Linked DNA regions of Homo sapiens: region 2 is linked to region 1. Evidence: chromatin loops called from intact Hi-C (ENCODE). Cell type or tissue: heart left ventricle. All regions are shown on one strand. Region 1 has its middle 50 kb from the start of PTPN1. Region 2 has its middle 18 kb from the start of SNAI1.

Region 1 (5,000 bases):
TCCCAGCACTTTGGGAGGCCGAGACAGACGGATCATGAGGTCAGGAGAATGAGACCATCCTGGCTAACACGGTGAAACCCCGTCTCTACTAAAAATACAAAAAAATTAGCCGGGCATGATGGCGGGCGCCTGTAGTCCCAGCTACTCAGGAGGCTGAGGGAGAATGGCGTGAACCCAGGAGGCGGAGCTTGCAGTGAGCCGAGATCGTGGCACTGCACTCCAGCCTGGGCGACAGAGCGAGACTCTGCCTCAAAAAAAAAAAAAAAAGGGCCTCACCACCTGCCCCCTACTCGCGTATGTTACCTCGCCTCACCTGCCTAACCCTGAAGACCTGCCTGCAAGCAGTAAGGTACTACTGTTAGCCCCATTTCACAGACGGGGAAACTGAGGCTCAAAAGGTGTAATAATTTGCCCAAGGTTGCCCAGTTGATCAATGACAGAGTCTGAACTTAATACCATTTGGGCTGGATGTGGTGGCTCAGGCCTATAATCCCAAAGTTTTGGGAGGCCAAGTCGTGAGGATTGCTTGAGTCCAGGAGTTCAAGACCAACTTGGGCAACATAGTGATAGCTCATCTCTACAAAAATTAAAAAATTAGCTGGGCATGGTGGCATGCACCTATACTCCCAGCTACTCAAGAGGCTAAAGCAGGAGGATCTCTTGAGCCCTGGAGGTTGAAGCTGCTGTGAGTCATGATGGTGCCACTGCACTCCAGTCTGGGTGACAGTGAGATACACACACACACACACACACACGCAGATTTTAACACCATTTGGTTTTATCCTTGTCTGTGATGTCTGTGATTTGTCATCTTTTTTTCCATTTCCACTAAAGTAGATGTTAACAAATGGAAGGCTGGAAGAATGGATGGATGAATGGGTGGGTGGATGATAAATGGGTGGATGGATGGATGGAAGGAAGGATGGATGGATGGATGGATGGATGGATGAATGGGTGAGTGGATGATAAATGGGTGGATGGATGGATGGAAGGATGGATGGATGGATGGATGGGTGAGAGATGGATAATGAGTGGAGGGATGGATGAATGGATGGATGGGTGGGTGGATGGAAGGATGGATGGATGGGTGAGAGATGGATGATGGATGGAGGGATGGATGAATGGATGGATGGGTGGATGAATGGATGGGTCGGTGGATGGATGGAAGGATGAACAGATGGATGGAAGGATGGATGGATGGATGGAAGGAAGGATGGATGGATGGATGGATGAGAGATAGATGATGGCTGGAGAGATGGATGAACAGATAGATGGGTGGATGGATGAATGGATGGATGGTTGGGTGGGTGAAGGATGGATGATGGATGGAGGGATGAATGAACAGATGGGCAAATTAATGAATTAGTGGATGACTGGGTGGGTGGAATGCATGCATAAAATAAATGGGTGACTGAATACAAAAAGAACTAACTAAATAAATAATGATGAAAGGCAGAGGGCACTAAGAGGGTTTCACCTTTCAGGGTTTGTTCCTGGACATTGAATGTGCCCTTTGGAAAGATTGCAAACTGGCAGTTATCAGGGTAAATTGGGCTGCAGACATATTTTGTTTGATCTTCACAGGGTTTTTAATTTTTTGAATTGTCATTATTTTAAAATTAGGAAATTTCACATTAAAAATCTAGATTTCTGATTTCTCCTGCAAAATTGGGCCGGCACCCATACCAGGAAATAATATACCAGGACTGACGGGGCTGAGCCTCTGAGTGCTCACGGTCCCCACTGCTCCACAATGCAGTCCTGCTATTGGGGTTGTGTCCACTGCCATTTATCATGGCAGTTTGGGCTGGTGTTTTTCTCAGTACCATTACAAGGAAAATGAAAAATCTCTTACAGGTGGCTCTTGGTCAAAAGTGGAAAATGAACTTAGGTAAAGAGGAAATTGGGAGAGAAGTATTTCTTTGTGGCCATGGAGAACACTCCTGTGGATTCGATGGACCAGCAATGCATCTTGCCTGAGTGGTTAGGGGCACAGATGCTAGAGCCTGATGGCCTGGGTTCAACCCCCGGCTGTGCTACATACCGGCTGTGTGGCCTCGTGCAAGTCACTGAACGTTTCTGGCCTCAGTTTCCTCATGTGTAAAGCAGAGGTGGTGTCAGTCCCCACCTCATAGAGTGTCAATGATTTTCTCTCCGTGGGGCTCTCTAGGTGTGAGCTGCTATTATCTTACACAGGGCTGGCTCCCGTCATGTGTGTGATCTGCCTACCCTGAGCGTCCACAGCAGCGGTTCTCAACCAAGGTCAACTGTGCCCCCCAGGGGACATTTGGCAATGTCTAGAGACATCTGGGGTTGTCACAACTTGGGTGGGGAGGGGCTACCAACATCTTATGGGTAGAGGCCAGGGAGACTGTGAACAGCCTGCAAGGCTCAGGACAGATCAGCAAAAGATTCTGCTGCCCCGTGTACTCCGCCCCGTGTACTACGTGCTGAGGCTGAGGAACCCGGATCTACAGGAGTCCAAGTCCCCAGAGGGGCTGAGCTATGGCCAGATATCTAGGAGTCCCTGAAGGCTGCCAGAGGTGATTCCCTCTAGACGTGGCAGGAGCCATTCCCTCTGGCCTGAGCCACCTCAGCCCTCAGGATCATCAGGCCCCAAGTAGTGCCCCGTCCCAGGGTGCCTGGCCCCAGCCTGCTCCCAGCCCCATACAACAGGCAAGAAATGTGTCTGTCCCTAGCGCCTCCTGGTGGCCCAGCCCTAAACTACATGACTCTTCCCAGCCCAGGGTGGTGGGAGGGGAGGATGAGGACGTACCTTCCGGGTGTTTAATCCAGACTAGTTGGGAATGTGGGAATTTAAGGTCATGGAAGGCGGTAGCCAATGTTTCAAAGACAAATTGACATAGGTTTGAATCTCAGATCTTCCACTGACCATCTGGGAGGCCTTGGACACATCCCATGACTCTCCTGGGCCTCAGTTTCCTCATCTGGAATGGGGATGATGTTATTTATGTCACAGTTTCGTTGGGAGGATTAAATTAAGTGCATAAACAGATGAAACATACGAGATGCTTAGGATTAAATTAAGTGCATAAACAGATGAAACATACGAGATGCTTAGGATTAAATTAAGTGCATAAACAGATGAAACATACGAGATGCTTCACAAGCCTCCTCTCGGATACTTGTTATTGCTGTGTTCATAGCAATTCATAGCCACTTGTGTTTGATGAATTTCCAGTGTACTCAGAGTGATTTTTTTCACTGACTATCAACAAATAATTTTGCTGCAAAGAAATACAGATATGGGAAAGGATGCACAATATATTATCAAATGACCACAGGCCTCAGAAACATTGTATACAAACACTCTATCTGTGTGTGTGTGTGTGTGTGTGTGTGTGTGTGTGTGTGTGTGTGTGTGCGCGCGCGCGCGCAGAGAGAGAGAGAGAATCTTGGTTGTTAACCAGCCTGGAGTGAACACGACTCACTGCAGCCTCCACCTCCTAAGCTCAAGCAATCCTCCCACCTCAACCTTCCAAGTAGTTGGGACTACAGGCACCTGCCATCATATTTAGTAGAGACAGGGTTTTACCATGTTGCCCAGACTGGTTTCAAACTCCTGGACTCAAGTGATCCTCCAACCTTGGCCTCCTAAAGTACTTGGATTACAGGTGTGAGCCACTGCACCCGGCCTGATATATCTATATTTTAAAAATATGTACTTTCATAACATGTATGAGAAACAAATACCTCATTTTCTTAGTATATAAAAATCCCTAGCAGATCAACAAAAAGACAATTATCCAAGAGAAAAATAGACTAACAATTTGAATGCTTTGCCACCAGAAAAGAAATATAAACAGTCTTTGAACGTATTTTTTAAATGTCCAATCTAACATATAAACAATGAATATGTAGATTAGAACTATGGTGAACACCTTTTTCCCCTATCGGCAAGGCCAAGATCAAGAAGTCCAATCATACTTGGCCTTGGCTAGGACGTGGGGAAACCAGAGCTCACGGAGGTTGCCGGTGCAAATGACGATTGGTAGGTACAACCTTAGAGAGCATTTAGACAACCAGCGTCAAAATGTTTAAACGCACCTGCCCTATGACTGGGCGATTCAGTTGCTAAGAATGTATCCATCAGAAATAGCTCTGAATACATGGAAAGACTTCTGTGAAAGGGATACTAATTGCAGCATTGTTTGTTGCAGAAAAACCCTGGAAATACCTCCGTGACTATCACCAGAAAACTTGTTAGATAAATTATTATATTCAGACAATGGAATGTGCAAAGAATGCTCTCCTAGTGCTGATCTGGAAAGATCTGCCAAGGTACATTGCTAAGTTGAAAAAAACAAAATCCCAGTGCAGAACAGGGTGTGTGGTGTGCTTCTATTTAGAGAAATGAGTACAGGAATCCACGCACATATTTGCTTATCTGTGTTCTGGATGTCTCTGTAATGATCCCCAAGAAATGATAACCAGAATGGATTCTGGGGAGGGAAGCTTGGAGTTTTAAAGCTGGGGATGGGGGTTAAGGATTAGAGGGAGAAGACCCACTGTAAATCTTTTGGTATCTTTTGAATTTTTGCATATGAATACAATCCCTTGTTAGTTTTTAAAAATGGAACTTTTTAATGCATTGATAGATGACAGAGAGAAAAATGCCTTGAAGGATATGCTCCAACGTGTCAATAGCACTTATCTCTGGGTGGCTGATGTGAATTAGAAGCGACTTTTATTTTGTTCTTTTTTTATTATTTCTCTAATCAATTATTTATTTTGAGACAAGATCTTGCTCTATCACCCAGGCTGGAGTGCAGTGATGCGATCACCACTCATTGAAACCTCTGCCTCCTGGGCTTAAGTGATCCTCCCAGCTTAGCCTCCTGAGTGGCTGGGACTATAGGCACTTGCCACCATGCCTGGCTGATTTTTTATTTTTAATTAAATTTTTTTTTGTAAAGACGAAGTCTCACTAAGTTGCCCAAGCTGGTTTTGAACTCCTGGGCTCAAACGATCCCTCTGTT
Region 2 (5,000 bases), 500 kb before region 1:
AAATTCATAGATACCTAATATTATCTGTCATAATTTTGGTTATGTTAATCTCTTCTAAAGTTAAATTTATCTGGATATTTTATTAATGTGAGTTTGTTTTTTTTTTTGAGATGGAGTCTCACTCTGTTGCCCAGGCTGGAGTGCAGTGGCACGATCTCGGCTCACTGCAAGCTCCACCTCCCAGGTTCACACCATTCTCCTGCCTCAGCCTCCAGAGTAGCTAGGACTACAGGCGCCCGCCACCACGCCAAGCTAATTTTTTGTATTTTGTTTAGTAGAGACAGGGTTTCACCGTGTTAGCCAGGATGGTCTCGATCTCCTGACCTCATGCTACACCCGCCTCGGCCTCCCAAAGTGCTGGGATTACAGGCGTGAGCCACCGCGCCCGGCCGTGAATTTTTTTTTTTTTTAATTTGAGACAGAGTCTCACACTATTGCCTGGGCTGGAGTGCAATGGCACAGTCTCAGCTCACTGCAACCTCCGCCTCCCGGGTTCAAGCGATTTTCCTGCCTCAACCTCCTGAGTAGCTGGGATTATAGGCACCCACGACCAGCCTGGCTTATTTTTTGTATTTTTTAGTAGAGACAGGGTTTCCCTATGTTGGCCAGGCTGGTCTCGAACTCCTGACCTTGTGATCCACCCACCTTGGCCTCCCAAAGTGCTGGGATTACAGGCGTGAGCCACCGCGCCCGGCCAATTAATGTGAATATTCTAAAGATTATATTCAATTTATAAAAGTCTGATGTTTCTTGTGTGACTGTGTCAGTCATGATTCTGGTTGTTATCTTAAAATACTGTATATGGCCAGGTGCAGTGGCTCATACCTGTAATTCCAGCACTTTGGGAGGTGGAGGCAGGAGGGATAGCTTGAGGCCAGGAGTTCTAAACCAGCCTGGGCAATATAGCGAGACTCCACCTCTATAAAAAATTAGCCAGGCATGGTGATGCACCCCTGTGGTCCCAACTACTCAGGAGGCTGAGGACCCTTTCTCTTTTAGAGAGCCTCTCTCTCTGTTATTTAGGTTGATATTTTCACATCTACTTCTGCACTCTTTTTACTCCAACCACACGGGCCTTCTTTTTTTTTTTTTTTTTCTTTTTTTGAGACAGAGTTTCGCTCTTGTTGCCCAGGCTGGAGTGCAATGGCGCAACCCAACCTGCTTCACCGCAACGTCTGTCTCCCAGGTTCAAGCAATTCTCCTCCCTCAACCTCCCGAGTAGCTGGGATTACAGGCATGCGCCACCATGCCCAGCTAATTTTGTATTTTTAGTAGAGACAGGGTTTCTCAGGCTGGTCAGACTGGTCTCGACATCCTGACCTCAGGTGATCCGCCTGCCTCGGCCTCCCAAAGTGCTGGGATTACAGGGGTGAGCCACCGCGCCCAGCCCCATACAAGTCTTCTTTCTGCACCTCAAGTGGGTCATGTTCCCCACCTCAAGGAGTACACACGTTCCCTTTCCTCTGGAATATTTGGTGCCCCAGGCCCATCTTTGCCTTTTTTAAAAATTTTTTTTTTCAGATAGGGTCTTGCTTCATTGCCCAGGCTGGAGTGCAGTGGCACCATCACAGCTCACTGCAGCCTCTACCTCCTGGGCTCAAGGGATCTGCCTTGTCCTCCCAAAGTACTGGGATTATAGGCACAAGCCACCGCACCTGGCCAAATACTTTTTTAGTATAAATATTTTCCAAATATTGCATACGAGTGTGAATAATTTGCACAAGCAGGCCAGGAAGTAAATGCCAGGAATGTTCATCCTAAAAATTATTTGCTGTTTATCTGAAATTCACAGTTAACTGAGCATTCTGTATTTTTATTGGTTAACTCTAGCAACCCTACTCGACATGTTTGCAGAACAAATGTTCTGAACATCTGCTCTGTGCCAGGCAACTCACACCTTCTCATTAAGTTATTTGTCCAATTACAAGAAATTAAGCTCTTGAGGGTAATGGCTGTGTCTGTCTTATGCACCACCGGCCTCCATGCCTGACCCCGGGTAGACTCAATAAATGTTCCTAGAATTGAAATAGAACTAAAAAAGAATTTCCAGTGGTTACTTTCTTTCCATGGCAGCTTGTCCACCCTGGAAGGAGTCTGGTGCAGCGGTAAGGAGAGCCTGAAGGGGGCAGTGTCACCCCCTGGCTCTGGCTTCCTGTTGTCCATCACCATGGGGAGGCAGGGCCTCAAATCGGAAGCACATGAAACTGGAACTTGGAAGGCAGAGGAGGCAAGACAGGTGGGCAGGCAAGATGGCTACTGCCAGGTGGGGTCTGACCTGCTCAGGTCCTCAATGTGGTCCCTTTATTCCTCCCTTGTTACTCCTTGGCTTTCTGCGGTGTCTTCTGCTGAATGTCTCATGCAGGGCTCAGCTGGGCCCTATGAATACAAGAATAGCAACAATGATGGTAATTATTTTCATTCCTGGTTCCTGACAATAATTTTGATTTAATCCTCCCCACTTTAGGCCCTGAAAGGTGATCAAAACCAGGCATTCAGTTTCTCCAGGAAAGTGGATCTCATGGAATTATCTTAGCCAGCATTGGTGGAGGGATACTAAATAGCATTACCTTTACAGATGAGGGAATGGAGCCCAGAGAAGCTGAGGTCATTTGCCCAGGACAAGAAGTGAGACTTGATATTCCAGTGCAGAGGTGCGATTAGATGTATAGTCCCCCACACAGACTGTGTGGAGTCTCCTATTCCCAGCATCCACACTCACTAGCTGATCTAGGGGTCAGCTGATCACTCACTAGCTTGACCTTGGACAAGTTATTCTAATCTGTGCTTATCTGTAAATGGGGCTAATAAGTGTCTTTCTCGTAGAGTTGTGGGAATTTAGTGAAATAATCCAGAGCATGGCACAATGTAAGTGCTTAATCAATGCGAGCTACCAATGTCACTATTGTTTGTCCCCTCCATTCCTAAGCCCTCCCAGGGCCCAACCCCACCCCAGCAGGCTAGCTGTTAATGTTTGATGACTAAACATTACTATGAAGTGAAGTGATTCCCTAATTTGGCCTGAAGAGATGAATTACCTGGAAGGCACTCGCTACAGAAATCTATTCTCAGGTCCCTGCCTTAGAGATTCTAATTGGTGGGGCCTGGGAATCTGTATCTTTAAAAAAGCCTCGGGTGAAATCTATCTGTAGGCTGATTTCGAAAGTCCTTATGTAATGTAAAACCGGAAAGACAGGGCGCGGTGGATCATGCCTGTAATCCCAGCACTTTGAGAGGCTAAGGCAGTTGGATCACAAGGTCAAGAGATCGAGGCCATCCTGGCCAACATGGTGAAACCTCATCTCTATTAAAAATACAAAAATTAGCTGGGCGTGGTGACATGCTTCTGTAGTCCCAGCTACTCTGGAGGCTGAGGCAGGAGTAATCGCTTGAACCCAGGAGGTGGAGGGTGCAGTGAGCCAAGATCATGCCACTGCACTCCAGCCTGGCTGACAGAGCGAGACTCGTCTCAAAAAAAAAAAAAAAAAAAAAAGACCGGATAGTGCTACAGCAAACACATTGTGACAGGGGTGGGGTGGAGGCGCCCGGTGATTAGAATCGGTGGACTAGCTCAGCCCTTACAGGTTACAAGAATTTAAAGTGATGATTACCTTTTCTGATTATAAAAATCATCTAGGGCTGGGCGTGGTGGCTTACACCTGTAATCCCAGCACTTTGGGATGCCTAGGTGGGAAGATCACCTAAGCCCAGGAGTTCGAGACCAGCCTGGGCAACATGGTGAAACCCCGTCTCTACAAAAAAATGTAAAAAATAAGCCAGACTTGGTGGCACACACTTGTAATCCCAGCTAGGAGGCTGAGGTGGGAGGATCTCTTGAGCTGAGGAGGTGGAGGGTTGCAGTGAGCCAAGATCCCGTCACTGCACCCCAGGCTGGGCAACAGAGTGATACACTGTCTCAAAAAACAAAACAAAAAACTAGTCTATTTACATGGTCTCAGATGATCACATACATTATTTAGAAAGGGAAAATTAGTGACTTTGTAGAATCACTGCTAGTGGCGAAACCTAGCTAATCCCATCTTAACTAAGCGATGAAAGTTACTATCACAGATAATGGAACAGACCATAGATGACTCAATGGGATGCACTGAAGAGGCAGCACCACTTCTGTGGTTCCAGGCAGGAAAACATACAAGCTCAGTGTCATCATAAGGAAGCACCAGGCAAATGCAATTGAGGGACAGTCCACAAATCTTCCAAAATGTCAACATCAGAAACTACAGATGCCTGACAACACTGCAATGCTGCATGATCCTGAATTGAATCTTTGAGGGTGTGGGGGTTGCTATAAAGGATGTTATTGGGCCAGTTGAATATGGCCTATGGAATAAGGAATAAGTAATTGATCCATGTTAGATTTCCTGATTTTGATAATGATATCAGAGTTACATAATAGAATGTCCTTGTTCTTAGCAGACATACAGTAAAGAGTATAGGGGTAAAGGGGCATGACATCTCTAATCCACTCTGATATGGTTTAGAAAATAATAGTGTACGTGCATATAAAAATATATATACACACACACATGAACACGCAGGTAAGGTATAATAAAGTAAATATGCAAAAATGCACAGTGTTAAAAATTATAATGCCCCTTGTTAAAAAAAAAATAACCGGGAAGAAAAATATAAAGAAGAAAATGGAAGCCACTCCTACTCCTACCCCCCCGCCCCCCTTTCCCTCCCTGCCTCCCCTATCCCCCGTCCCTGAGACAACCAGGATGACTATTTCAATCAGCAGTGAAACTCTTACATGTCTTTGGGTCGTTTTATATATATGTATATATGTGCATATATATATATGTGTGTATATGTGTGTGTGTGTGTGTGTGTGTGTGTATATATATATATATATATATATTTTTTTTTTTTTGAGACAGAGTCTTGCTCTGTCACCCAGGCTGGAGTTCAATGGCACGATCTCGGCTCACTGTAACCTCCGCCTCCCAGGGTCAGGGTCACAGGGTCAAGTGATTCTCCTG

The links. A loop is a pair of places that touch in the nucleus more often than their neighbours do. Peaks named below come from ENCODE experiments on the same cell type or tissue, not always from the same donor. Only the 100,000 strongest peaks of a DNase experiment are listed, where the experiment ranks them.
Region 2: it touches region 1 in a loop (5-fold over the local background); 6 of 110 quality-filtered maps call a loop at or near these places.

The regions. Positions count from the first base shown.
Region 1 is chr20:50,458,230-50,463,229 of GRCh38, forward strand. No RefSeq gene overlaps it. Among named protein-coding and RNA genes, the nearest start is that of PTPN1, 50 kb to the right of the region's middle. RefSeq lists enhancers at 1-12, 1,962-2,462 and a silencer at 2,674-2,793. In heart left ventricle, CTCF peaks have their summits at 2,712 (motif pointing left) and 2,912; a DNase peak (open chromatin) is centred at 2,682; H3K27ac peaks cover 1,423 bases.
Region 2 is chr20:49,962,925-49,967,924 of GRCh38, forward strand. No RefSeq gene overlaps it. Among named protein-coding and RNA genes, the nearest start is that of SNAI1, 18 kb to the right of the region's middle. RefSeq lists enhancers at 2,208-2,377, 3,279-3,870, 3,871-4,461. In heart left ventricle, a CTCF peak has its summit at 2,128 (motif pointing right); no DNase peak of the experiment used is centred here.